Regions from separate parts of the Mus musculus genome. Here regions 1, 2, 3, 4, 6 and 7 are each linked to region 5. A link is a loop called in an ENCODE intact Hi-C map of the cell type or tissue named here. Cell type or tissue: heart. All regions are shown on one strand.

Region 1 (4,000 bases), 90 kb before region 5:
GATACACAAATTCCAGCTAATTTGATATGCCTTGACTAGCTCAATGGCTGAACAATTCTAATCCTCTCCACTGCTAGCATACATTTCCCTCCAGTATTCCTGACATTACACCTTCTAAACTCTATAGTTCATCTCTGCTGCCCTGTTACCTTCTGGGGATTACACACACACAGGGCCACATTCCCTTTCCACCTGCATTGATGGATGCTTTCTCTCCTGAAGCTCTTAAATCTGATCCTTCTTCCTCCCAGTCATGGTGATTCCTCTTCCCTCCCTCTGCCCCTGTCTCTTGCCCTCCTCCCTGCCCAGTCAATGGCTGTACAGCAATTCTTTATTACCAATCAAAGCCAGCTGGGGGCAGGTACCCTCAGGTCTGGAAGCTCGGCTCTTTGGAAGACAAAGCATTAGGACCAATTCCTAACATTCTGTGACTCTAGAAACCCCTGACTAATACACAGGTTTATCTGCTAATCCTCCATCCTAGGGAAATTTAACCCTGAGACTCAAGTTTGCTTTTGTTGCTGTGATAAAACACCATGAACAAAAACAACTTGAAGGAGAAAAGGGCTTGTTCTCACCTTACAGATTATATATAGATCATACTTGAGGAAAGATGGCTCCGGAATTCAAAATAGGAACCTGCCAGGACCTAGAGCAAAGACCATAGAGGCATGCTGCTTTCTGGCTTGCTTCAATTCTTTGTACTCCGCCAGCTTTCTTATACAGCCTAGAGCCACCTGTCCAAGAAGGCATTGCCCACAGTGAGCATGGCCCTCCTACATTAATCATAAATCAATCTGCTGCACCTACAGACCAATCTAATGGAGGCAATTCCTTAACCGAGGTTCCTTTTTATAAAGTGATTACAGTTAGTGTCAAGTTGACAAAAACTAACCAGTACAAGGTTGCAAACTTACCCAGCCCACTGTCAAACTGTTTCCCTGCTGTGTGAATACAAATGACCATGACTGGCAGCTTGGTTTTAGATATGATTCCAATGCAACCATGCATTACTTCGTAGATGTATTTACATTTCTTCGCTGAATGTTTTTACTTCCTACAGGGATAAAATATACTGAGGATTTCAACCTTTTTTATTTTATTTTATTTTATTTTTATTTTTATGGGTGTTTTGCCTGCATATGTGCCTATTGTCCTTCATACAGCAAAAAACATATGGACTCTATCTATTATATGCCAGCACTTAAGATCTAACAGTTAAAACATGAGAATTGCCCAGAGCTTCAATTCTCAAGGAATAAATTATTACTCTCGCTGATATGAAGATGAAAGCAAAAATAAGGAAAAGGGATGATGCTTACTGGTGATGCTCAAGGTTTGGAGCTATCAGATAGGAGAGCATTCTAGAACAATAACGGAACAAACATACCATGTCCAGGTCTAGTGGAAGTGAAGAAAAGCCAGGTGCCAGTAATGAGTACAAATAGGCAATGAGTGATGTGGAAATTCCAGCTAGAGAAAGACAGACAAAGTGATCTGAAAGGCTTTATAATGATATTTGACAAAAGTGGTGAGTGAACAACTTCACTTCATTCAAGTTCCGGTATCTTAATAAGGTTTGGTGGGATGAACTGTGTTTATAGAGAGAATAGAACTGTAGAGGACAGAGTCCTACATTTCCAGTTGTAAAATCTAAGCAGTTTACTGGCCCGTACGGGGATCGAACCCGCGACCTTGGCGTTATTAGCACCACGCTCTAACCAACTGAGCTAACCGGCCAGGTCGCCAGCGTTGGCTTTCCTTACTTCTTATAAAAGATCTCAGACAGGCTGGCTGGCTAGCTGGCTGGCTGGCTTGCTTATTTGCTTGCTTTTTCTCTTCTTTGCTTCCTCCCTCCTCCCTCCCTCCCTCCCCCCCTCCCTCCCTCCCTCCCTTCCATTCTTTCTCTCTTCTTTGACCTTTAATTTTTGAAGTAAGTAATCGCACTGACTTATCTTGTTTGGGATTCAGCCTCAAGAAGTGCTGTATCATTCAAATTTTTTTTGAGTTTTTGTTTTGTTTTTCCTTAAACCAGATGAACCGCGCCTAAGAAAGGGCTTTCTTTGCTCCGCTTGAGACTTCCAAAGATGCGGCTCTCACTTGGAACTACACAGCCGCAGGTGCGGCTTTGACGCTGCGATGGATGAGACAAGATTCTTTCCTCTGGCTTCCGCAAAAGGCCTTTGCCAACGGAAGGTCGCTCCTTCAATCCAGCTACGATATGCAGCCATTTTAAGAGAAAGTTCTTTGGTTGTGATTAGTATTTCTGATCTTTTTAATATCTAAGCTAATTTCCAGAATTGCTGACCCTTACAAACGTGTTTTATCGTATTCAAATAACATATAACTACACCCTTCTCCAGTTCTGGCTCCGTGGCTTAGCTGGTTAAAGCGCCTGTCTAGTAAACAGGAGATCCTGGGTTCAAATCCCAGCGGGGCCTTTTCTTCTTTTCTTTTTTTTTGCCTTGTTCTTATTAGTCTCACTTGATATTCACACTAATTGAACTGGAGCGTTTTCCTTCACATCTTATGAGTTGGAACACATCCCGCCTATTAAACTTTGCTGAGAAACCGAACAGCCTTGTGTTGGAATATGTACATGGAAAAATGATATAATTAGAGAAAAACTTTCCAATAATTCCTGAGACACTACAGAGCTTTGGTTTTGCGATCATGAGATTAGAGATGCAGAGTCTAGACTAGCTGAGGTGTGCTCCTTTGTACTACACACCGAGAAGAAGTGATAATAATTTATGAACTTTAAACTTATCAGTAATGATAGTGCACACTTGCAATGCTTGAGTTTGGGATGAGGCATTGACTAAATGACTCTGATGTATAGCGAGGTACTAATGTTTTATTTTATTTTTGAGGTACTAATTTTTAAAAGGCTGTAAGTAACAAAACTAACAAACTGACTACAGGTAATTGAAAAAAAAAAAGTCATCTTAAAACTTGATGTCTTTGAGTCTTTTCTTGTAGATTTTGCACAGAATAACTGCAAAAAGCATCAAACTCCAAAACATTCAGACATTCATGTTTTATTTTCAATTCCTTTTCCTACTTCTGAGGTTCTAAGATGTATTTTCTGATTATGCTAGACTCTATAAAAATCCAATCTCCCTTCTTCAATAAGGCTCACCGAATTCTACAGAGAATTGGATTTTATGAAGCTTTCTCCCCACCCTGGAGCATTCAAGCTTATGCAGTGTGTGCTGGAAGACTGACCGTGTAAAGGACCACTTAGGCTGAGGACCTGCTTCAATGACAGAGGGCGTACCTGGCCCTGCGTTAGATTGCCATTACTACAAAATTAAAGTAAATAAGATAATAACAATTACCCTTACAATGAAAATGAATATTACAGAATGATATGTAGCTCAGAAAGCACTGAACATGTAAAAGAAAAATATGACAAATATATATAATTTATCACAGTTCAGACATTCACAGATGTATCTGTGCCAAAGGATCAACAAATGGCTCACTGCCTGTTTTCTCCCCTCCCCTCCCCTCCTATCTTCTCTTCTCTTTTCTTTCTGAGACATTGTCTTGCACTATAGCTGAGGCTAGCTTCTGTAGCCCAGGACTGATCTCAGATTTTGTTCGATCAAACATCTGTCTGTGGTCCAGGATCAACTCCAGACCTACTGTATTGTTTACTCTCATCCAGCCCCTCCGTACTGAAGGACAAAGCATCATTTACAAACAGAAAGGTCTGCCTTCCAGGGATTCTTTTGTCTGTTGTTTTGAGAAGTGTTTTTTCTTGTAACCCAGGCTGGTTTCAGATTTATTAAGTAGCTGAGACTGCCCTGAACTCCTGATACTCGGAGGCATCTGCCTCCCCAGTACAGGACACTGAAGGCCCAGAGCTGCCTTGCACCAGCTGTCTGTTTCTTTCTTTATTCTGCCCAGGATTAATTGTCAATATTGGACACTCACTTAACTGGTGAGTTTTGAAGTCCACACAGAAATTTAAAAAGAAGTACAGTGGTAGAGA
Region 2 (4,000 bases), 1.5 Mb after region 5:
TCAAGCACTTGATATAAGCAAAGTTCTTGCTCCAAAAGGAGTACAAGCAGATTATAAGTGGCCATGGCCTTGGAGCATGAACTCAGGTTTCTCTGTATAACAGATTCCATTTTGAAAGTGGATATGAATGGTTTTTTGTTGTTGCTGTTTTTTGTTTGTTTGTTTGTTTGTTTTGTTTTGTTTTGTTTTTTGAGACAGGGTTTCTCTGTGTAGCCCTGGCTGTCCTGGAACTCACTCTGAAGACCAGGCTGGCCTTCAACTCAGAGATCACCTACCTCTGCCTCAGGAATGCTGGGATTAAAGGGATGGCACAAGCCTTTAATTCCAGCAGTACAGAAACTGGTTGATAAATGGCTATTAAGGTGACTAAAGATAGCCCAAGATCATGTTGGTACTTGACCTTTAACATGCCAACTGCTCAAACCATAGAGGACTAATGATCATCTTAAACACAAATACGTGACTTTTTTGAGGGAACTTTAGTTCGAACAATAGAAGTGCCAATGAACTTTTGTAACAATGTATATGCATTTCTTTGTCATAATAAAACTACCAACACGTCATTTTTCCTCAGATTTACCAAAACCACCCTGACCTGTGCCTGTGTGTCTTGTTTTACATTTTAGACTTTGCGTTGGTGAGTTTTTGCAGGTTTGAGACAAACTAGGAACCTCAACTAAAGAATTGCCTCCATCAGACTGGATTGTGGGCATGATTGATTAGTGATTGTTATGGGAATGCCCATCACATTATAGGCAGTGCCACCCTGGGTAGATGTTTTGGTGAACGAGATAGTAAGCATCCTTCATCCATGGCCTCTGCTTCAGTTTCTGCCTTCAGGTTCAGGTCCTGATTTCCCTTGATGGTGAATTGTAATCTGTAAACTGAAATAAACCCTTTCCGTATCAAGTTGGTCTTGGTTAGCATTTTATCAAAGCAACAGAAAGCTAACTACAGCTGTCTTTATTTCTAAAGGTCCCAAATTAAATTATTTTCTTAGAGTTTCTTTTCAATATTTGCTTGGCTTTGTCTGGCTGTAGCATTTATTAGCAGCTAGCTTGCTTGAGTGATGCTTGGCCTAGCTAAGGATGACCACGAACTTCTGATCTCCCCGCTTCACCTCTGGTAAGCTTACAGGTGTACAGCACCATACCCATGTCATGGCTTTGTAGTAGTTTGTTCACTCCTCGAGTTGGGGCTGAACCTGTCCTGCTCTCTTGTATCTCTAGAGACAAGCCTGTGCCTGACCATCAACAGTGTAATTGTTCATTTAAAACGTCAAGTTGAACAGTCATGGGTTCTCCAGATTTCTAGAACTCACATAACTGAACTAAGTAGATTGCCATCCCTAATGTGATGGGCTTTATCCAGACTTGGCCTGAGTGTGGGGATGGTGTGGTGGGTTGGGGGTTAGTAGCTTCATGATCTGACCAACTTTATTGGCATCTGCTCTCTAGATTTTCAGCTCTTCATAACTGGACCAAACCATGCTACTTGCCTTCCTTGTTTTCCAGCTCACAAACAGAATGTCATGATAGTTCTCAGCCTCTATAATTGTGAGCTATGTCTTCATGATAAACCTCTCTGTGTATTTGTATCTGTGCAGATATCAGTGATGATAATGAGCCACGAATTAAATAATTAACATTTATCTAAATTTTTATGTGGACAGACAAGCAGAAACAAAGAAAATATTAAAATCTCTACTTTTGAAGCGATCTTGTAAGTACACAATGCTTCCACTGTACAGATAGAATAAGAAAGAAAAAAAATGTTTACTGAAAAATGAAAAGAAAAAAGAAAAAGTTTTAGTAGACTGTGAAGCAATTTGGTTTTAAAAGATGGCAGTTGTCAGGAGTGGGATTCGAACCCACGCCTCCAGGGGAGACTGCGACCTGAACGCAGCGCCTTAGACCGCTCGGCCATCCTGACTTACAGGATAAACGTCTGTTCCTGCTCTTACTTCTACCTTAAAATTGTACTCTCCGCCTTCTAACTTCCGGTTTAGTTTTGTCTTTGCTTTTATTCAGGATTTGAGAATTCTTCACACACAGACTACATTCTCTGCATCTAAGGGAACTTCCCCCGGCGGCGGAGGCGACTAATAAAGCTCAGACCCCTCCGCCCTCTGGGAGGCGGGAAGCGCAGTCGGGACGGCAGCCGGGTCTGCTCCCGGTCCGCAGCGAAAGCTCCCTAGTGCTCACCCGCCTGTCACTTTGCTCATCCAGGGCCCTAGGGTAGGCAACATCCCCGCAAGCACAAGCACACCCACTGGCCAAAGGCAAAGCTTTTTCTCAGGAACCAAAACAAAACTGAAAACCAGAAACTGTTTTTCTCCTAAACCCGCCCAACTCACATTATAGCAATCCTAGACAACAAAGGATTTTCCAAATGCAAATCAAGTGTAACTCATTGACAAAAATTTTAAATGTACTGTTGTTGTTGTTGTTGTTGTTGTTGTTGTTGTTGTTGTTGTTGACAGTCTCAGCCGCCCTGGAATCTTACTGGAAGTCAAAGAAACTGGAGCTTTGGTTTCACTTAGCTGAGGAACCGCAGACAAATCGCTCTGGCTTTGTGGACTTTAGAAACTATTCTACCCGACTGTAGCATTACCCTCGGTTTTAGTTTTTGAGATTTAAGAATTTCATTATGTTGCCCAAGCCGGCCTCAGCTTCCGAAGCACTGGATTCACAGGCTTGTGTCACCGAGTCTAGTCTAGAAACTGCTCTTTTTCTTCTTCTTCTTCTTCTTCTTCTTCTTCTTCTTCTTCTTCTTCTTCTTCTTCTTCTTCTTCTTCTTCTTCTTTTTCTTCTTTCTTCTTTCTTCTTTCTTCTTTCTTCTTTCTTCTTTCTTCTTTCTTCTTTCTTCTTTCTTCTTTCTTCTTTCTTTCTTCTTTCTTCTTTCTTCTTTCTTCTTTCTTTCTTCCTTCTTCCTTCTTCCTTCTTCCTTCTTCCTTCTTCCTTCTTCCTTCTTTCTTCTTTCTTCTTTCTTTCTTCTTCTTCTTTCTTCTTTCTTCTTTCTTCTTTCTTCTTTCTTAGTTTCTTCAAAACTAAATTTGAAGTTTTGCTGTTTAAAACAAGCTTATAGATACTAACAATGTGTAACATACTTGACAATTGCTGAGAAATGTTAAAGGTTCTCACCACAAAACAAAAGTATGTGAGGTAACAGGTGTGGTTTGTAACTTCATTTAGCTTTTCCACAATATACATCAGAATATTTTGTACACCATAAATATATATTATCAATTTTAAACGAGTTTAAGGGATAATGCCCCACACTGCGTGTCTAACAGGCCGGCCACACGACTGGGAGGCACTGTGGCCTGAGTACAGTTTGGGTTAAATAAAATATAGTATTTTTATAATTTTTAGAGAAATGCCCCCCATTAGCAAAATGTAAGAAAAATTCATAGTTAATGCTTTTGATAATCCTCTAGGAGAGCAATTCTTCCCTGATCAATTAAATCAGAATGTCTGGGAGTGTTAACTGATGACAGAATTTTTAAGTTATTATTATTGTTATTATTATTATTGACAGGAACTCTCTTCATGTCACCCTGGCTGTCCTGGAACCTGTCTGGGGTTTTAAAGGGCCCTCATTACCCACAGAAGCTCCATATGCATCCAGATTTGAGAGCATGGTTTTAGGGTTAAGCTTTAGTGAAAGCCGGAATCTTTCTTTCAGGATGAGGGTGTAGCAACAACATTCATAACAATGTTCAAGACTGTGTGGAACGGTCCAAATTATGCTTTAGTTTTGTTTTGAAGCAAGGTCTCATACAACATAAGCTGGATTTAAACTACAGCAGTAGCTGAGAATGATGTTGGACTCTGATCTTCCTGCCTCTACCTCCCATGTACCAGAATTACAGGTGTGTACCCTCACACCCATCTTTGGTTCTTTTTAAAGGCTGCCATTACTGTAAAAATGAAATATTCTTGTTGGAGAATAACCCTCCTCATCACTAAGGGTGTGACATGCAGAGGTTAGAACTGGA
Region 3 (4,000 bases), 1.6 Mb after region 5:
GGATGGGGTTGTGAGGCGGGCTTTTTAGTCTGGGGTGGGTCTGGGATGACAGTGACAGAGATCTGTCTGCCTTTGTAGTTTCCGTGCTGGAATAGCAGATGTAAGCCACCACACCTAGGTTGTTTCTAAAAGTTTTAATTTTTACTTTTTTTTTCTTTAAAAATTTTTATTTTTAAGTTTTTTAAAAAAATGAGCACCATTTAAACTTTCTTTTGTAAGCCAGCTCTTTATTCCAATTGTTAGAAATAAGTAATTAAGAACAAAGTTAGGTAACTCGATCAAGATTTAAGATATTTCTCATGCTCTTCAGATCTGTATACCAAATTTAGGACTTAGAGAAATTTGGTCCAGGAAACTGAAACGTTTTCTGCTGTTTCGGTTTCTTGTTTTTTCTTTCTTTTGTTCCCTACTCCAGAGCAGCCAATCATAGCTACCAAAAACACCTTGGAAGACACCATACTTCTCTGTTCTGAAGAACGAATAGGATAGACGAGAGGGACCATATTGCTGGCTTTCATTTCATTTCTTTCAGTGAAATAAAAACTCTATTTTTGTTTGAGATAATCTCTATTTTCTAATCATCTTTTAAAAATGGTTGCGTTGTCATTTTCTGGGTATTGGCTTTTTTCCCCTTACAAACTAACCAGATACAAGGATACCTATGTAAGAAAGAAAAACGCCAGTGTAACAAGGAGCATTGGTGGTTCAGTGGTAGAATTCTCGCCTGCCACGCGGGAGGCCCGGGTTCGATTCCCGGCCAATGCACTCTCTCACTTTTAAGTAATTCTTTTATGAAACTACCAAAATGAAACAAAACAAAACAAACAAAAGTTAAAACAAAACAAAAACCCAATCACAAACAAACAAAAGGTGAAACCGAAAAAAAAATTGGATTCAAAACAAGGGGTTTGGCAAGTTCAAAGCTTCTGCAAGATTGGTATTAAAAGTTCTGACATTAAGTGTGCCTTTTGCCCTGTAACCCGAAACAATTCTTGCTGTGCTCCCGAGCTCCAGCTTCAGCTTGACCGATTTTCAGCAGGAAAAATTCTAAGTCGGTGAATTCGTCGTTAGCTTTCACATTCTTGTAAAGGTTTCAAGTTACTTTTTATATAATGCAGAATAGGTAGGAACTGAACAGCTTTGTCTTTAGTAAAGATTTCCAAAACACTATAAGCTGCGCGTCAGCAGAGTGGCGCAGCGGAAGCGTGCTGGGCCCATAACCCAGAGGTCGATGGATCGAAACCATCCTCTGCTAACTTGTCTTTTGGACAGGTTTCAAGGAAAAGTTTCAATTAGGAATATCAGCATTTAGAGTACCGAACTTTTCGTATAAGAACCACAAGGTTAAATTTTGTAATAACTACTTATGTATTCAGTAAAGGTCCTGAGACTGTCATCCAGGTTCCTACATTTGCGATCACTTCGTCATGAAGTGTCTGGACAGATCACATCTGTCCAGAGGATGTTCATATCAGCCAGCTGTTGGGCTATAATTCCTGTTTCCAGTCTCCAATCGCATTGTTTTTAGTACGACGGTAAGTAGTCTAGATCTGTAATTACATTACAGAAATATTGTTTGAAAAATATTTAGGGAATTACTTCTCATGGGAATATATCCTGTCACTGCACGCGCTCTTGTAGTCGTGGCCGAGTGGTTAAGGCGATGGACTTGAAATCCATTGGGGTTTCCCCGCGCAGGTTCGAATCCTGCCGACTACGTGAATGTATTTTCTTGACATGTAGAAACTTGTCCCTACCGTCAGCGTAAACATTGAAACACTCCGTTTTCTTTGGTTAAGAACTGCATTTTATTTCAATTCCATTTTCTTCTGTTGAATCTAGCAAGATGTAAGATCATGCCGGTATGACATTGAAGTTTGTTTCTTGTCTGAACTCCAAAACCTCGCCTGTACATGCGTGTCTACTCCAGAGTGTATTTGATGTTTTGAAATAAATACTTCAAACAAAATTTCGTTTGCCCTGCCTGTAGATTGTTTCGGAAGACGAATTTCTGAGTCAAAATAGCAGACAAAATTTAAAACTGTTTTTTGGCTAAGTTTAATTAAAAAAAAAATACTATTGCTATTTAAAATACCCAGAGTTTCTAACGCGTACAGAGATTGCTGTCGTAGAGTAAAAGTAACAAAATAAAATATATAATTAGCATTATGTGATCAATCGATTCATTGTGACATGCGGATAAGGACAAATAGGTTAAATAGGTAAAGCAATTTATTTTGTATCCTAAAGTACTAGTAAATTCTTCGAATTTTATACTTAGCTCCTTTTTTCTTGTGTTTGCCACATGTCCATATATACCAAGAGATTTCTAGGTGTTGACACTTTTTTCTCTAAATTCCGGTGTAGCAAATGTTGATAACTCTGGTTTGGCAAACACAAAGTTCTCATTTTGCAAGGAGCAGCTAGCTATACTTCAAATATTTTGTAGTAATACAGCAACTTTACAAATCCAGATTGCAGAAATATACATCAGTCTTCTGACTCTTGGTCTAATATCTACCAAGGGCATTCGTTAGCATAGGCCCCATGGTGTAATGGTTAGCACTCTGGACTTTGAATCCAGCGATCCGAGTTCAAATCTCGGTGGGACCTCATGACATTTTTGGCGCACCTCCCTCAGAATTTATCTGTGCATCTATAGCAAGTTCAGAAGTTAGATAGCAACCTTAGGAAGTTACATGGCATCTGAACATTTTCTCAGCTCATCTAAACCCTTCCAAGCTGTAAAATCAGATGTTTTACGTCTGTATTTACCTTTCTTTTCTAAAGTTTTACCAGGAACCACTTTTGTTGGAAACTGCAGATTCTAAACTGGCCAAGTTTTGTGCAGACGCGAGGATTAGGGATTCGTTTTGTTTATGCTGGAGCCGAATTCCTTTGTAAAGGATCACTGATTATTGTTTGAACGTCAGTAGATTTTATACATGAATTTGGTTCTAACAAGACAGAACACGTGAGATATTTTTTGTACTTTCTTTCTGAAGTAAACTTGTCAAGAATTAAAATCTAATCCACATGCTGAGATCAAAATGTATGTAAATATACTTCAAGTATTTTGTTATGGACAATATTGCGTCGTACTCGGCCCCATGGTGTAATGGTTAGCACTCTGGACTTTGAATCCAGCGATCCGAGTTCAAATCTCGGTGGGACCTTCTTTCCTTTTGCCGTTCTACCAGTTACTGGATCATCTTGCTTACATTTCTTCCAGTGGCTGGATCCTCCTTCTCAATTCTGGTCTCTGCTAAGTAAGTATACGGGTGGTTAGAGAGTTAGCTGTTAGAGTGTCCATATTTTTCCGCAGCAATCTTTTCTCTGGAATCTCTTCAAAATATATTTTCGAATGCAAAAAGAAATGTTAGCAATAAGCTAACATTAGTTATTAGGAGATATTCAGTGACTGTTTAAGAGTAATATGGTATAGTGGATTTTATGCTACACTTTAAAATGTGTTCTGTCCATGTTCTGCTTCTCCTTCCTCTGCATCCATCCACACCTCATCTCCTTAATCACCCGTTAGCTCACCTTCACCTAGTTACAAGTGCTTCCCTTTTTAAAATTTCAGTTTTTCCTTCCTTTTCTTCAAAGTTACTCAAAGTGAAATTGTTAGCATGGACTCTGTCTTGGAAAGGTTTGGGGTGCAGTGGTGCAGTGTGCTTATCTTAGGGTTCCTCTTGTTTGGGACATCCCCCAAGCCCCTACACTCACGTGTTGACATTATTTAGAAGATTAGCTGTCTATTGAAAGTGCAAGCGGGACTTTCAGTACTTACCTAGCTGAAGGCACTCAGGATATACCACATCTAGCACTTGGATTTCAAGCCTCAGATCTGTCTCTGTTTGGTGTCTTGGCTTTTCATTTTTGCCCAAACTAGGAATATACCCAGCATGCATAGATACACACACCTTTAGACTTACACTCTCTCTTCTCAAATCCTACCTCCTTGAGTAAAGGAAGCCCTGGCAACATCACCCACTTT
Region 4 (4,000 bases), 240 kb before region 5:
CTATTTCTGTTTGTGCAAGCACATTTTTACTGTCCATTGCTGCCTATACTTCAGTAAATATAATCCTAAAGAGAGGGTTCTCCCTGGGTCTTTAAATGGTCTACCTCTAAGTTCCCACAACATGTCGAAATTAGATCAAATCTATTTGTTATGGTTTTTGCTTAGTAACCTCTTTCCTTGATAGCGGTGTTATCTCCGTGCCTTAGGATCGACGGAAGAGGAATCACCTCCTTCGATGGGATTACATCAGAAAGAGCCAGCTGTGAGGACTTTAGATTAAAGGGTAGCACAATCATATCATACAGTGCTTCACTCAGGGTAGCTCATCTTGTTGCCTGGCTCATGCTTAAAGGGACTGAAGGTTAGTTAGTGAGCACTTTGTCCTGACCGATGACGAGGATAAGCAATTTAGCTCATCACATGTAAGACAAATAATGAGAATCTAGCTTTGTTGAACAAGAGGGGCACATGGCTGGAGAGATGGCACTCAAGAGATGAGTACATCCTTGATCATCTGAGTTCAGTCCTAAGATCCCAGGGGAGAAGGCAAGAATCAGCTTCCAACGGTTGTCCTATGATGTCCTATGGTGCAGGCCATGCCACATGCAGGCCATGGTACGCATGCACACACCACCACCACCACCACCACCACCACCACCAAATAGTGTAAATCTGCCAAAAAGAAAAGTAACATGTGCGTCCTAAATCCTCTGGTGGGGCAATGAGGAGACAGAAATGTTGCTTCTGAGGCCTCCACTTGGGGGTTTCTTTACCTGAGCCTCTAACTCCTTTTTACATGAGGGAAATTCCTTCTGCACAGATCTTATGATCGCAGTACTGTATGGCAGAAAACTCTTTCCTCTTTTGCAGGAGTCCTTTTTGTTCTTTGCAATAGCGATTTTGCATTAAAGTTTTTCCTAAATGTGGAGAGACCTTTTTGGACATCTTAAACATCTGGAAACCCTAAGAAACCTTCTGGGCAAAGATATCGTAACGCCATGGTCTCTCTTCCCAGCAATGTTTCCAGAGTCTCTCCTTCCTCAGTGTCTGTGGGTTTTGATTGATTAACAACATATAAATAAGAAACCCTTCATCAGGTATGCTGTGCATATTTTCTGCCTCTCTGTGGCTTGTTTTTAAATGTCTTAACAGAGCCTTTTGCTGAACAGGTTTTGCATTTTGATTCAATGCTGAATGCTCTTTCTCCTCTATGCTGAGATATCCCGATACATCAAAGACAGCAAACGATCTCCATTACTATTGTTACATTATTCCCAGAGGGCACGCTGAGATTTTCTTTGTCCACATCCAAGTCTTTCGAAGTTTGTTCTGACAACTCTTACCTCTTCTGTTAATCATCTTTGGTAACGCTCCAAGCCAAGTTTCCTGGGTCAAGCCTGGGTATGTTTATCTCCGGGTGCATTACTTAATTTAGGATTTTGAGCTTACATAGCTAAGAGGTTAGTTTGTTGGGGTTATTTTGATTGTGTGTTTTTATTTGTTTTTGTTTTTAATTTTCTTTCTCTTCCCTCTTCTCTCTATTCCTCCTTACTCACCACTGAGCTTCTCCGTCAGCTTCTGTCCCAACATATATGTGGAATCCTAAAGGTTTTTGGAAAGCATTTCGACACCCTTTCTACTTTTCCAGAAGTTTCTGTAGGGCTGCATATTTATATTCTCACCTGGGAAGGCCTGAAAGGAGGCCCCGGGCAAAACCAGATTTAGTATGCTCAAAAGAAATACCAGGTATGGCTTTTCTCACAATTTTATTTCGACATTTTATTTTTTAGATTTTCTGTTGATTAGGTTACAGCAGTCACATCTTGAATTTATTATACAAAATCATTTAACCCGAGTTCATTTTTATGTTTTTATGGAAGTCATGACTGTGCCTTTGGGGAAAAGTTATCCTTTATTGGCATTGCTAGACTCGATTTTCCTAAAGAACATTACAGAGTTACTTCTGAAAATGCAACCTTGACCTCCTAAGGCCGAATCCTCATTTCTAGCATCCGCCCCTCCGGTCTTCCGACTTCCGACCAGTAGGGAGCAGCACTGATCCGACATACCAGCGCGCGCATTGGGGTTCCTCTCTTCCCTTTCGTCTGCTCTTTTGCACCTTTCCGTTGGACTCTCTTCTCATTCCCTTAACTTTTCTTCATTGTCCTGCTCACGTTCCTTCAGGGTCCACCCAGATTCCTAAGCGATTTCTGAGAAACGCCTCCACTGAGGTGATATTCACATAATCCGTAGTGCCCTCCCCGGGTCTCAATACCCTTGATCCCCGGTACCACCCAAGTCTGTCAATCTTTCCACCTCCGAATGGAGACTTACGGTCTACTAGCTGGTGGCTTGCAAGTGCTTGGGACGCCCAGTGTTGCCGTAAATAAGGAAGAAACATTATTAATAGTTAACATTAAAAGTGTAAGATGATATTAATAACTATTTTAAAAAAGGTGATATTTTGAAATGGAATTTTCTCGTATGGGTAGTATAATTACTTGTACGATTAAAGTACAAACTACCGGAGCATTGGTGGTTCAGTGGTAGAATTCTCGCCTGCCACGCGGGAGGCCCGGGTTCGATTCCCGGCCAATGCAGGTCTCGTTTTCCTTTTTTCTAAATCATGTATTCGAAATACAATCTGTCTTAGAATCATTCGTTTTTCCTACTTAAATTTCAATTACTCGTACATAGTAATCATATTTTAAATAAAATCGTTCTTTCAAATGAAAGGGACTAGTAGGTTAGTGACAAACTATTTTCTTAAAGAAACATTGAATTTCATTTATCTATTTAAAATAAAATCCTTCGGAGCTCATTTTGCTATATGTAAATCACCAATTAAATCAGCTAATCACTACACATTGGAAAAAGCTGTCAGAAGACAGTGTTCACATCGAACTATACAAGTGTGATTTCAAAGAACACCTAGGCAGCTCTAGCAGAGTGGCGCAGCGGAAGCGTGCTGGGCCCATAACCCAGAGGTCGATGGATCGAAACCATCCTCTGCTAAGGTGCAGCTTTTTTTTTTCCTCGTCACACAAAACCAAAGTTTTATTCACTTTCTATTTGCTTGCAGAAACCGAAAGTAATAACTAATTAAAGCATGCTGCGCACAATATTTCTTCGAGATGAAGATGAAAACATCTCGAAGCGCGCTTTCAATTAGCTGAGGGATGGTAAACAGACTCGGAGGTGGTAAACCCAGGTGCAGAAGTAGCATGTCTGTGCGCCTCTAAACTGCATACTACGAATGTCCCGTTCAAAGAGACTACTTATAGCCAGCTCGGTTTAAGAGTGTCTGTGAAAGTTACATGGAGTAGCCTTTTCCACCTGCTCCGTTTTCCTCCTTGGCGCGTATCACCACCAGCTCAGTATGGTGTGTTTTATTCCTTGATTTCTTTAGAGCTCTGGAGATTTCCCAACTTGAGAATTTTTTCTATACAGGAGTATAAAGTCTGTGTGGAACAATAGTCGCTTGGTGGAGAATTGAGTGTCGTCCCTGGTGAGGTCTTGAGAAGGAAAGGCCACACGCCAGCCCTACTTCCTTTCCACAGTCAATATCTGGAAAAAAAACTGACATCTTATCCGTTATAGTCAATCTCTATCGAGCTGAGATATCCCGATACATCAAAGACAGCAAACGATCCCCATTACTATTGTTACATTATTCCCAGAGGGCACGCTGAGATTTTCTTTGTCCACATTCAAGTCTTTCGAAGTTTGTTCTGACAACTCTTACCTCTTCTGTTAATCATCTTTGGTAATGCTCCAAGCCAAGTTTCCTGGCTCAAGCCTGGGTGCATTTATCTCCCAATATCAGGCCTTGAAAGTACCAGCCCCCTGCTAAGTCCTGCAGGCAGAGATGTGGTGCATAATCAAATGAACCTACTGACACTTCTGATAAAGTATTTTACAGAGCAAAGTTCAGAGATTATAACACAACAGTAACAGTTAAAATTTTAAAGTTTTGCTTTTATATAATTCCAGTTGCTCA
Region 5 (4,000 bases):
CAGAAAAGGGCCTCATATGTTACTACAGATGGTTGTGAGCCACCATGTGGTTGCTGGGATTTGAACTCAGGACCTCCTGAAAAGCTGTTAGTGCTCTTACCCGCTGAGCTATCTCACCATCCCCAGCATCCATCTTTTAAGAATAATTTAGTTTAAATGCTATAACTCAGTAATTCTTCTAGCTTCTACTCATAATCAAATTTCAAAGTCACTTTCATGTGTCCAGGCATTTATTTCAACAGAGCCCCATTCCCAGAACCAAAACCTGTGAGGTGCTCCTAGCCAGCAAACAGAAAAGCTAGTGTTAGAAGTCTGGTCCTAAGCATGCAGTCTTCTATAAATTCTAGTTCCAAGGGCTCCTACATCCTTTTCTGGACACCAAAGCATGTCCCTTCACATATGCCCACAAACAGACACATAAAATCAATTAAAAAAAAAAAACTAAACATGATTGCTGTTTGCATTCTCTTTTTTATCGAATGTCTTGTTGCAACCATTTCTCTAAATATCATCCCCTTTCCTTAAAGTTTTCATGTGTAGCATTATCATTTCCAGGTCTGGTGCTCTCAGCTAAGGAGGGGAGCCACTTTAGCCCTTCTGTCAAATAACTGGGGAGGAACAGAAGCCCTTAGATGAGTGGGCCACATCTTTGAAACATAAAAACCTATTTGTTGCAATCTTCTGTGTTCGTCTAGAGCACTAATGGATATGCTTTAAGTGCTAGGCAAGGAAACGTGCAGTATGTAAAATACTGTACCATCACCTTCTCCCGGCTTCTTTAGTATTTAAAAAAAAAATGAGAGTCGTTTTTCGAAGACATGAAAACGAAAAAATATTTTCAAAACGACAAATACCATATAAATGAGAATGCAGACCAACCAGGTAATAAAAGTAGGGTTGAACGATGAAATGTACGCTTGCATTTTGAAATTCTCTGTGAGGGGAGGTCAGATCCTTAGGAGGTGGAGAAGGTGGATCAGGATTTCAAGGCCAGCCACATGTATATAGCAAGTTCGAGACCAGCCTGAGGGGCATGGTACTGCCCCCAACATCTCCGCCCAAAACCCTGAGGGTGTGTGAATATTGGTTACAAACGCTATATATGGCCACCTCTGCTCACAATCCAAATCACTGGACACAAACGGTAGGCAGGTTCAACCTCCCGAGCCACCAGGAGGGACTGCAGCATTTGTGGAAACCTGGGAAAAGTAATTCAGAAACACTGCGCGTTGCATTCTGGGAATTGTGGTCCTTTGTGTTCCCCGGTGAGGCGCTCCTGTGTGTTGCGGGGAGGGGGAAACCAAGGGAAAGGGTCTACGCGACCGGAAGTGACCGCTAAGCCGACTGTGGGCGTGGAAAGGGGTGGGCGTTTGGCTCGTCCCACGGCGTAAACTCACAGCCTGAGTTTTGATGACCATCCCAGGTCATCTGGATCCAGGATCCTTGGAGTGCGTCACAAGACTGGAGTCCAGGTATCACCATGGCAACCACCAGCGCCTTGGGTGTGTGACGTCACCTTGCGGGCTCGCGTAGTGCGGCATGCGCGGGAGGAAGCCGGGGAGTCAGGGAAGGGGGCGCGCCTCCCCTCGGCGTTGCCGGGGACCGCGGGTTCCCCAAGGCTTTGTTCCTTTGTTCTGGGCCGGGCCAGCAAAATGCGGAGCAGCCCGCCTTTCTGGTGTGCCCCGCAACAGGTGTGTCTGGCCGCCTGGGAAAGTGGGAGATCGCAGACCCTGTGGAGGGCGGGTGGCCAAGACTAGGTGGGCGCCCAGAGTCTCTACTGCAGCGAGGCAGAGCTGTTCGCTCCCTATTCACTTTTTGTTTCTTGTAGCAATCCAAACTTCCCCTGTGCACGTCCGATCTTGGACAGGACCTCTTGGCTACTCTGTACGAGTCTGAGGTGCGACTGTAAGACGCGTGCTGCAGAGTGTATCCTGTGCCTGGTAGGCCAGTCTCGTAGAGCATAAGACACCTACTCTGGAAGGAGAGCGGGACATCCAAGTCCCAAACTGAAGCTGCCCAGGTATCCACGTGTCCAAGTTCTAGCGGAAGACGTAGAGCTCCTGGGATGGCAGGTAATGGCAATGGCCAGGGCAGAGAGGACTGGTGTATGGCGAACTGAGAGGTGGGAGGAAGAAGTAATGTGGCCAGGGGTAAAGAAACCTAATTACATCATCGAAAGAGGCTTGAAAGAATTAATTCTGAGTTCTGGACATCAGAATTTGAAAAGGAACAACAGTTCAGAATATCTGATCCTCTTGACATTTCTCTTTTATTACATTTCCGAATAGAAAACTTTAGTCAGAAAAAAAAAGGTGTTTTAACTTATTGCAAAGATTAGTTTTGAAATATCTTGCAGAAAGCAATTTTTTCAAGCTTGTTCTGGTGCAAGTGTGTGTGTGGACTTAAACTCACCATTTGGGTGCAAATGTTTCCTTGTTTTTTAGTTCCTTTTACTAACAGTGCCTAGTCCTGTAACCTGTGTGTAGATCTTAAAAGCACCAGATACTGTCAGTAATTTTACAATGATGCCGTTACCTGTGAATTCAGCTGTTAGAACTCCTAAGTTCCCTGTCAAGCAGCCTAAGTCTCATTTCCTATGATAGGTCCATATAAGATCGCTAGACTTCTTTGAGTAGTCTTTTCCTAGTTAGCATATTTCTTACATTGCAATGCCTAAAACTAAACAGTTCTTTAAATGTCCTTTTAAAAATACCTAAGAGTATGATCTATTACTATCTTTCCCTTATCACATTTTTGTTAATTTTTTTAAAAAGATTTTGTTTTATGTGTATAAGTGTGTGCTTGCATGTCTTTACTTTCGTTAGGTATGGGAGAGTGTCACTGAATAAACTCACTGGGACCCACAAGGTTTTGCGTCCTTAGTGCTGGGATTAAAGGCATGCACTATTATACCCTACTGTTTACTCATGCTTTATGTGAAGCAGAGAGGACTCAGCAAGAGTGCCTTGCTTCATCAATGAGGACTTCACATTTCTCTGTATGAACCATGTGAAGTGTCAAGAGACAAAGATGAATATTAAGGCAGAGTTTGGTTTTTGTTGTTTGTGTGTTTGTTTGTTTGTTTGTTTGTTTCTGCTGAGCCTTCTCAGGATGGTACAGAGGCCTCAGTTGAACCTTTTAGGGGGTTGGGGGATTCTGACATATAAAGGAAGGGGAGACATAGTTGTTATTTCCAGGAAGAAAAGTAAAACATTTTTCTGGATTGCTGGCAGCAGCAGATCTGGTCATATTTAGCCTGGCCTCTTCCTTTTTAGGTCTGTCCTTTGCAGACTCTGCCAGTCTCCACGAGGGACGTCCCCTACTCCTACCATCTAGTTTTCGGGTAAGTTGAGATTTTCCCAAGTGCCATGTCCCTTCTCAGAATAATGTGTTTTTATTGTCAAGTATGTGGACTCCCAAATCATTGTTGGTGAGCTTTCTCTGGGCTCTCATCTGTCCTGTGATCTCACCTGGGTCCTGCTCGGCCTCAACAGCTTCAGCAGTCATTCACCACTTACCTCTTACCCAGTGCCTTGTAACACTGCTGGGGAGGGGGAGGAGGGAGAGGGAGGAGGGAGGAGGAGGAGGAGGAGGAGGAGAGGCAGCAGCAGCAGCACAGCATAAGTCTTTATTTGACAGTAAATTGGCCAATAAAAGTCAAAGCAGGAGGAGTACAAAGGTGAAGTGAGTGCTGCAGAACTTAGGGAATGGAGAGAGATGTATGGTTTGCAGAGGACAGAGAGTTACATGAAGGACGTAGAATTATATTCTCTCGAGGACAAGTGAGATTTGAATATTTGAGTAAGACGTGTGAGGAGCAGAGTGTAGGTGTGCAGATGAGCACTGGTAATAGTCACAGAATCAGAAAGATTTGGAGGAGATGGCTTACTTTGAAAACGTTAAAAAATAAAATAAAATTGAATGAGGTAAGACTATGAAAGAACTCAAATACTTAATGAGACGTGTGAAGGCTTTATTCTGTAGGTCACCTGTAGGAAAA
Region 6 (4,000 bases), 780 kb before region 5:
GGACTTGAACCCTGGACCCTCAGATTAAAAGTCTGATGCTCTACCGACTGAGCTATCCGGGCTCTGAGGGGTTGCTGTTCTTTATTGAATAAAGAAAGATACAAGAAAAGCAAATTTTTTTTTTTTTCCTGCTTATTTTTCATTTTATAGTTGGCCAACTAACTTAGAGTTTTATTGTCTGTTATTTGTCTCTGAAATGCAGACTTCAACAGAGCATTTTTCTCTTCCGGTGTTCAGTGTTAAATCCTCACCCCTTATTTAACAGCAAGGACCGAGTTAGGAAACAGTAATTCTTAATTAAGTTAATGAAGCGAAAGTAGTTGCAGGAAATTAGTTGCAGAAAATAGCTGCCTTGCTGGGCTTGGGGACTACAGGTGAAGAGGTCAGGGTCTCTGAGGAAGGGCACCATAGCTTTAAGGAGGCAGCACTGGCCAGGTCATGGGGGTAATGAGGATGCTGCTTCAGCCGTTAATAGCTTCTATAATGAGATGGTCTTGGGAACACAAATAGAGTGTAGGTAAAGACAGTTTGACAGACGAAAAACTAAAATCAAAACAAAAAGCAAAAAACTTCAGACACGAAGTTGATCTCCTTTCTCCTGCCTGCCATTCTCTCTCTGGCTCGTCTTACTGACGGACGTTAACAGGAAAGACTGTGGCGATGGAGTTTCGAGGTGTTATTTGTAGACACCAGGTCCTCCCATAGGACAGAGAATTGGACGGCAGATCCGGAACTGAGAGAGGACCGATGGACAAGGAATGCAGCTTTAGACGGTGCCCGGCACATAATGAGCGAAGGGAAAACCAACAAACACCTGCTGAAGTCTTCTGGCTTCACAGAGATTCTGAGAGCTGTGTATAAAATACCATCTTAACCCAGAATATTTGTCTCCCTCGACTTACTTTTTTCTCTTTTAGACTTTTTCCTGAATCTTGCTGTTTGGATGACTTAGAAATTCTGTCAGCACCGAAAGCCCAGCCTGGTGAGAATGGTCAAGAAAGGTTTGTGGTTTATTTTTACATTTTAGTTTTGTTTCGTTTTTGACATGGAGTATCGTGAGGAGTTGGATGAAATGATCCGATAATAAGCAATACCAGAAGAATGGTTTAAAGGACCAAACCGGCAATTACACATATCTTACACCTTTCATACTCGCTCTCTGGCTTCCCTTTCTTTTACACCCTGGGCAGGGAGTTTCCTGGCCTTGGTATTTATGTAATAACCAATGCCAAGTGCATTTGAAAGGCACCTGAAAATTCTCCTGGCTCCAATAGTATGGATGGTGAAAAATTAGTAAGTTTAATTGTAAAGTCTGGGCTTCGGAAATCGTCTTGTAGAGATCCACCTGCCTCTGCCTCCCGAATGCTGGAATATTATAGGTGTAGTCCAACACACTGGTCACGTGTTTAATTCTTTAAAAAAAAAAAGAAAAGAAAAATCGCTATTTTATAACTTTCTAACAGACCATTATATTACACAAATAAAACTACCCGTTCCATTTCATTAGTAGTTTTTGGGTCTCCGTACACACGAACTCAATTCTCTTCGTAGGAATTAAAATTAAAGGTTTAATGTATTAAAAAAAAAATAAAAGCTGAGGTTGCCCCCTCTGAGGTTCGAACTCAGGACCTTCAGATTATGAGACTGACGCGCTGCCTACTGCGCTAAGGAGGCACCCGTTGTCAGAGTTTCCGTAATCACGTATTCCTGCTGTTACTAGCGCTGGTTTTTTTTTAACGTTTCATAGTTGTAGTTTCTTAGTGATGATATGATAGCACCTAAAAGAGCTTTTGCTGCGAAGCCTCATGATACAACGCCAGAACAGAGCCTGCGCTTCTGCATTAGCGCATAGAGTGCACAATGAAAGCTCGCTGCAGAGAGCCGCGTGCAAAGGAGTCTGGACTGTTATGGATCCTCCAGAAAGACGAGACGTAAGCAGCCCTCGACGGGGGTAGCGTGGCCGAGCGGTCTAAGGCGCTGGATTAAGGCTCCAGTCTCTTCGGGGGCGTGGGTTCGAATCCCACCGCTGCCAACCGGTTTTTTTTTTTTTTTTTTTTCTTTTAATGTTTTATTGCGACTAAGTGGAGGTTTTTTGCCATGGTTCAAAACTCTACATCAACGGTAGTGTGGCCGAGCGGTCTAAGGCGCTGGATTAAGGCTCCAGTCTCTTCGGGGGCGTGGGTTCGAATCCCACCACTGCCAACAGGTTACTTTTGTGCTCTCTATTGAACAGGACAGTTTTCAGTCGGTCCCTTACATCAGCTAGGATTCTTCTCTCCTAACTGATTGCTTCAACAGTTAATAAACCCGTAATTTGTGTGGTACTCACTCCCCTAATCTCTGCATGTCCACCACACAAAAGGCTCCAGCAACAGTTAACAGTTTTCTTTAATTCATTCAAGTTAAGAGACATTATTCCGCACCTACTATATATAGGCTAGGGCCTGACGACTCTAAAGTTCTTTCTTGTGGCCTTAGTCAACGAATGAAGGATGAATGTGGATCTTTCGCTTTCCTGGCGTCGACTTGCAACTAGAGACAGATCAGCCTAGGCCACGGAAGAAGTGGATTCTTTCCCAACCAGGAGACGGAAAACCACGTCTTCATCATCACTACAGTCTTCTCATTTCATTTTGAAGCCGAATCGCGCTCATCTGAGCTGTGTGTGTCTAAGAAATACCTTGCAAAGGAAAACAAAAATGATCAAAATATATTGTATGAAATGTTTTCAATAAAAGTAAATTAATTAACAATGGCATAAATGTCTTGCCTCGGTGCTGCCTCTTGCCCACCAGCTAGGGACTCCTTGATTTAGTGTTGCCCCTTAGAATTTCCTGGAGCCCTCGAACCTCCTTCTCAGTGGTAGGCCTCAACTCAGAAATTATCTTCTCATGAAGGCTTGCAACTCGGTGATTTTAATTGCACGCTGGAAAAGGAAAAGAAAGAGGGTGTCTACACTTTAGGAAGAGGAGAAGAAGGTGGGGGTGTCAGGAGAGAGGAAAAGAAAGAGGCAGGGAAGAGAAGGAGGAATAGAGTCCTTTAGACTCACAGAGTTGAGCCTGTGGCGTGCAGTGAAGGAAAAAAGAGACGTGCACAATCACACCCGCAAAGTCTAAAACTGGTCCACGGTCCTGACACAGTGAACCTTTGCTTCTTTCTCAAGACCACCTGTCTTGCTTTCCACGTTCACGCTGCACGCCCCGAGTGAACTTCAGCGGAGCCGCCAAGGCCGGATGGTGGGACTGTAGAGCAGGGAGGAAGGTTCCGCCGTCGCACCGGCTGCCTTGTGCTGAGGCAAAAGCATTTACAAGCTGCAGCTCCTGATTGCAGCTGACAGGATACTTTCTGACATGCAGTAGTTGCACATGACAAGTCTGTAGATACCGTGTGTGTGTGTGTGTGTGTGTGTGTGTGTGTGTGTGTGTACATATATATACACATGCACACACATATACATACATATGTATATACATACATAATACATACATACATACATACATACATACATACATACATACATACATACATACAGAGATAGAGAAATTCAATTTCTAATGGTTGGACTGCAAGACTAACTAACATCCAGTTTGCCTTTTGTAGTGGTGGGAAAAAATGCACAAATCGCAGGAACTGCTCTGAGTGCTGCCAGGCTCTGAGATGCAGAAGAACAGGACAGGAGGCGCTGTACAGACCACGTGGCCATTTCTGTGGTCCAGCACTGAAGACGAAATTTTTCTAGTGAAGAACTGAGTTGCTCCGATAAAAATACTACTAGATCAATTAGGAGGATAGACATTTCATTTAAAGTCTTGTTTCCCTTCCATTTGTAAACCAAACATGCGCTTGCAAAGAGCACGAGGACGTGACTTTAGATGCGCTGTGAAAGTAGATTGGAAACGGGGGTGGGGTGGGGAGGGGGGAACAGAGAAGGGAGAGAGAGTAAAGAAGTAGGGGATAAGAACGAAGTTTAATAACTTTTTTGTACTGATACGTCACAATT
Region 7 (4,000 bases), 790 kb before region 5:
GCCTGGTAGAAATCAGAAAGGTGACCACGAAGAGCACCTGTGGTGCCTGACAGCCCATATAGCACTCAGCCCTGAGCAATCTGGATCCCATGTCCCTGTGGTTTCAGGGTGGCCCTCTGTTTGCAGCAGTTTATTCCCATGCTTTGGAATTCGGCTCCTTCTGAAAGTCACCCACCCCCTCCTGGCCTCGACATCCTTCTCCCAGTTCCAAAGTTAGCACTTTAGGAACTGACTACAAAAGGAAGCACACAGAAGGGTACTGTCATACAGAATCTACAGTTTAGCAGAGTTCTCTAAGGGTTTGCAAACATGAATTCATAGTCCACAATTAAAAAGTCCTCTCTGGGTAGGCTTTGACTGACATTCTAGGAGTACTCTAGTACTTCTAGTTCTCAGAGTAAAGACACTAGAAAAAAATTAATAATAATCATATTCTAATATATCATATATTATAATAGTAATATGGATTATGTACTAGATGAGAAGTTGATTCCTAAATAGTTCCCATCAATTACTGCTGAAATGAACTATTTCACCCACAAATTTATGATTGGGAAGAGTGGTAGTTTAGAGGAGAAAGACCCCCATAAGCTCATATGTGAGTGAATACTTCATCCCCGGTTGGTGGACCTGTTTGGGAAGGGTTAGGAGATGGGGCTTCTTGGAGGAGGGTGTCACTGGAGATGGGCTCTCTCTCCTCTCCCTCCTCCCTCCTTCCTCTCCTCCCCCCACCCCTTGTGCTGTGGCTGGAGATATTAGCTCTCAGCTACTGCTCTAGCTCTATGCTTGCTGCCATTAGAACCACGGATTCTAGCCCTCTGGAACTATGACCCCCAAATTAAATGCTTTCTTTTATAAGATACTTTACTCATAGTGTCTTGCCTCAGCGATAGAAAAGCAATTAAGGCAGGAAATGTTACCATAAAAGCATTTTAGAGTTGTGTAACAGGGAGTGGAATCTTAGGAGCTGAGGGCGCACTGACAATGTGGAAAAACCTTGGCAGAGGTAGGATTTTTTTTTTCCCAGATACAATCCTAAATCCAACGAATTAGATGGCTTGGACACTACCACACAGGAGTATTTCCTTGAAGGACCTCTGGGTGTCGTCGCTCCCCCTATCCCTATTTGACAAATGCTGGAGACACCAATGACCTCTGTTCCTTAGTCACCCAGGAAAGGGGAGGGAGGCACGCAGACACCCCACTGATCTGTAGGTCCGTGATCTGCAAAATAAAAGCCCTGCATCCCTCCACAGCCCACCTCACTGCAGAGTTCAAGTCCCATCTATTCACCGAGAGGTCATACAGCGGAATTCCCACCAGGGAAAAAGCCAAAGACAGCTCACTTTGAAATGCCAGGATTCCAATGCTGTAAAAGTACAGTTGCTGTTATGACCTAACTGTATTAGTAAAGTTCTGCCCGCCCCCCGCAACCCCCGCGTTCCTTAGGGGGTCAAGAGCGTGTCCAGTGAATTTTTACTCCTGAACCAGAAAGATTCGACTCAGTTAAAAGAGTCTAAGTCTCTCAGTCAAGCGAAAAGGTCCATTTCTAACAGGAAAAAAAAAAGTCAGCAAGTTCCTTCAAGTTCAGCTTCCACTGGTATCTCTGCTTTGTCTTCAAGTGGCCTTCTATAGGAGTGGACTGGCTAAGTAGCATCATACACCCTGCACCCTTCTCAGCACTTAGAAGGTATTGTTTCCCAGGAAAATTAGGATAACGACTAAGAAAAAAAGGATTCCCAGGAAAACCAAAGCAATTACCAACTACTTTTGCCCTGTCCATTAATCTGAATCCATGTGTTTTCGCATGTCGAGTGACTCTGAGCTCTCTACCTGACTATCCAACTCTCTTCTCTCGGTGTTTTGTTCCTATCCACAGTGATCTCTCCACAATGTATGCTTCTAACAGCAAGTCACTAGACGTCAACGTTAGCCTTCGGGGCCCGACCTGGAGCAAGAGCGCCGCCTTCTGGTGGTATTTGCTTTACTGCTGTATCAGCAGCTCCTTGTCTCTTAGGAACATCAGTCCAGGAACTGATTTTTCTCTCTAGTGTTTGCTTTTTGGTTGTTTGTTTTTTGCTTGTTGAAGGTCTGTGAAGTAGAACTCAAGTAGAAAAACGAATAAAGAATTTCAGAGAGTAAGTGAGCATCAAGGATCCATTAGCGCGGTGACTACGTATTTATTTTTGCCTGGTCACTTTGGAAGAAGCAATGCTACCGCCCGGAACCCCTTTCTCCTAACCCTAGCCAGTCAGGATAGCCTCAGGTACCTCGAATTGAACAGAAATGGCAAATGATTACAGAATGCAGTTACGAGTATGCTACTGGACGTTTATAACTAAGTTCTAACTCCGAGTGTCCAGACAACAAACTACAATTAACAGCCTGTCTCACAGGTCAGAGAGGATTTGTGAAGGGCAGAGAGAGGACATTTAACCTAGGTAGCCACAGTGGAAAACCGGAAAACCGGTTCGATGACTCCACGTCTACCATCAAAGGGCAAGGAGGAACTTTGGAAATATATTCTGTAGTATGCACTATATGTGTGAAAGGAGGGTTTGGCGTGTGCACAACTGCCAGAACGGCTCAGACCCGCGCTCTCGCCGTTCTCTGTTCTCCTTCTGCAAGGGATATGCAGACATTATCACCGCTGTCACTTGAGGGGAGCAATCTGATCCCTTTAAATGGTCAGGGCTCCGCGGTATAGCCTCAGAGTCAAGGATGGATCTCTCCTTTAGGGATTTATGTCATAATGGGGCGACCTTCTCCGTCAGGTTCTCTGATGCTTGCAATTAATTCTCATTCTTTGACTTAAAATGTCTTAGAATCCTAGTTAAATACGACGCACTGAGAATTCAATGTTCCCTCTCTTTAGAAAAAACTATTTAAAGCATTTTAAACAGTTCTCTTGTGCCAGAGGACCCTAGAAATTTTGAGCCCTTCAGCTTTTTACCAATCAACACATTTAAGGGACTCCTGCTCCAGTCACCAGGAAACTTCCAGCCGGTGGGAAGCACCGCGAGGTCCCACTTGTCTCCTTTACAATTTATCTTTACAACACCCTGTGCAAACCTAGCCAGCTTCTCAAGAAAATGGTCTGCGAATTTCCCCCCTCTCCGAGTCACCCTTATAGCATGAGTTTTTAAATCTACAAGTTCGGAGAGAGATGGGGAGGAGGAAGGAAAATAACGGGAAAGGGGTGGGTCAATGGCCCAACAATGAAAAACACTTGTTGCTATTTTAGAGGGTCCCGGCTCACCCCTACAAGGCAGCTCAGGACCGCCTCTAACTCTGCGGGCACGTCGTGCATGTATACACTCAGCCATAAACACTAAAAATAAATTCAATACGATTTATTTGTTTATATTTTAATATATGACTGTTCTGCCTGCGTGTATGGCAGTGTGCTGCGGGGGTGTCTGGTGACCATGAGGAAAGAGGAAAGCGCTAGATCCCCTGGAAATGGAGTAACCAGCTGTTAGAAATATCCAGTGGATTCTGGCAACAGAACCTAACTCCTTTAGCAAGAGCATTTGAGCATTCGGAAAATAAAAGGCTCGGTCTTCACAGGATCAAATAATTAGTAAAATTTTGAAAATAATGAAATTACATAAGCTGGTAATTTGCAATTGGACTAGCATAAGTAAATTGGATACAAAGCTGAAGCTCACTTATGAAACCGGTAATTTTACTGTACAATGTTCCGACCCAAAAGTTTGAGTGAGGTTTGGAAAAACAAAAACTGCACTTCCCTGACCGGGAATCGAACCCGGGCCGCGGCGGTGAGAGCGCCGAATCCTAACCACTAGACCACCAGGGAAACTGCCAGTTGTCCTCTTGCAAGAGCTAAGACTTTAATTGGCCAAACAACTATCTGATGTGTTAATGATGGATTCATTCAGTTAACCAACCACAAATTCCAGCAAATCAAATTCAGAAGACGTGAAAGAGTACGATAGAGTTGGTGCTCCCCTGCTTATATGTAGGAATTGACCCAGAA

The links. A loop is a pair of places that touch in the nucleus more often than their neighbours do. Peaks named below come from ENCODE experiments on the same cell type or tissue, not always from the same donor. Only the 100,000 strongest peaks of a DNase experiment are listed, where the experiment ranks them.
Region 1: it touches region 5 in a loop (2.1-fold over the local background); 4 of 42 quality-filtered maps call a loop at or near these places.
Region 2: it touches region 5 in a loop (2.1-fold over the local background); 4 of 42 quality-filtered maps call a loop at or near these places.
Region 3: a loop joins it to region 5, with 4 times the contacts of the local background. A loop is called at or near these places in 19 of 42 quality-filtered maps.
Region 4: a loop joins it to region 5, with 3 times the contacts of the local background. A loop is called at or near these places in 7 of 42 quality-filtered maps.
Region 6: a loop joins it to region 5, with 4 times the contacts of the local background. A loop is called at or near these places in 13 of 42 quality-filtered maps.
Region 7: a loop joins it to region 5, with 5 times the contacts of the local background. A loop is called at or near these places in 11 of 42 quality-filtered maps.

Annotation. Positions count from the first base shown.
Region 1 is chr13:21,853,654-21,857,653 of GRCm38, forward strand. It overlaps n-TIaat11 (a tRNA gene), which reads right to left and starts at 1,740; the gene lies at 1,667-1,740. It overlaps n-TTagt4 (a tRNA gene), which reads left to right and starts at 2,368; the gene lies at 2,368-2,441. In heart, no CTCF peak of the experiment used is centred here; a DNase peak (open chromatin) is centred at 1,698; H3K4me3 peaks cover 1,459 bases; H3K27ac peaks cover 308 bases.
Region 2 is chr13:23,451,583-23,455,582 of GRCm38, forward strand. It overlaps n-TLcag10 (a tRNA gene), which reads right to left and starts at 1,932; the gene lies at 1,850-1,932. In heart, no CTCF peak of the experiment used is centred here; a DNase peak (open chromatin) is centred at 2,149; H3K4me3 peaks cover 1,573 bases; H3K27ac peaks cover 750 bases.
Region 3 is chr13:23,516,509-23,520,508 of GRCm38, forward strand. n-TGgcc6 (a tRNA gene) reads left to right here and starts at 695; the gene lies at 695-765. n-TMcat6 (a tRNA gene) reads left to right here and starts at 1,184; the gene lies at 1,184-1,255. It overlaps n-TStga1 (a tRNA gene), which reads left to right and starts at 1,638; the gene lies at 1,638-1,719. It overlaps n-TQttg4 (a tRNA gene), which reads left to right and starts at 2,542; the gene lies at 2,542-2,613. It also overlaps n-TQttg5. In heart, no CTCF peak of the experiment used is centred here; DNase peaks (open chromatin) are centred at 733, 1,193, 1,693, 2,593 and 1 weaker place; H3K4me3 peaks cover 3,770 bases.
Region 4 is chr13:21,708,051-21,712,050 of GRCm38, forward strand. It overlaps n-TGgcc7 (a tRNA gene), which reads left to right and starts at 2,530; the gene lies at 2,530-2,600. It overlaps n-TMcat7 (a tRNA gene), which reads left to right and starts at 2,944; the gene lies at 2,944-3,015. In heart, a CTCF peak has its summit at 2,038 (motif pointing right); DNase peaks (open chromatin) are centred at 2,081 and 2,971; H3K4me3 peaks cover 2,181 bases; H3K27ac peaks cover 1,169 bases.
Region 5 is chr13:21,943,728-21,947,727 of GRCm38, forward strand. It overlaps Zfp184 (zinc finger protein 184 (Kruppel-like)), which reads left to right and starts at 1,367. Exons shown (of 6, transcript NM_183014.1): 1 at 1,367-1,472; 2 at 1,829-2,072; 3 at 3,276-3,343. The coding sequence starts at 2,066. In heart, a CTCF peak has its summit at 1,575; a DNase peak (open chromatin) is centred at 1,354; H3K4me3 peaks cover 2,118 bases; H3K27ac peaks cover 1,503 bases.
Region 6 is chr13:21,168,086-21,172,085 of GRCm38, forward strand. Gm32298 (a long non-coding RNA gene) reads left to right here. Exons shown (of 3, transcript XR_382107.1): 2 at 918-982; 3 at 2,479-2,689. It overlaps n-TKctt28 (a tRNA gene), which reads right to left and starts at 62; the gene lies at 1-62. n-TMcat15 (a tRNA gene) reads right to left here and starts at 1,674; the gene lies at 1,602-1,674. It overlaps n-TLaag7 (a tRNA gene), which reads left to right and starts at 1,951; the gene lies at 1,951-2,032. It also overlaps n-TLaag5. In heart, a CTCF peak has its summit at 3,667; a DNase peak (open chromatin) is centred at 1,806; H3K4me3 peaks cover 4,000 bases; H3K27ac peaks cover 637 bases.
Region 7 is chr13:21,157,037-21,161,036 of GRCm38, forward strand. It overlaps n-TEctc11 (a tRNA gene), which reads right to left and starts at 3,820; the gene lies at 3,749-3,820. In heart, a CTCF peak has its summit at 1,973 (motif pointing left); DNase peaks (open chromatin) are centred at 1,965, 3,365 and 3,775; H3K4me3 peaks cover 2,883 bases; H3K27ac peaks cover 1,564 bases.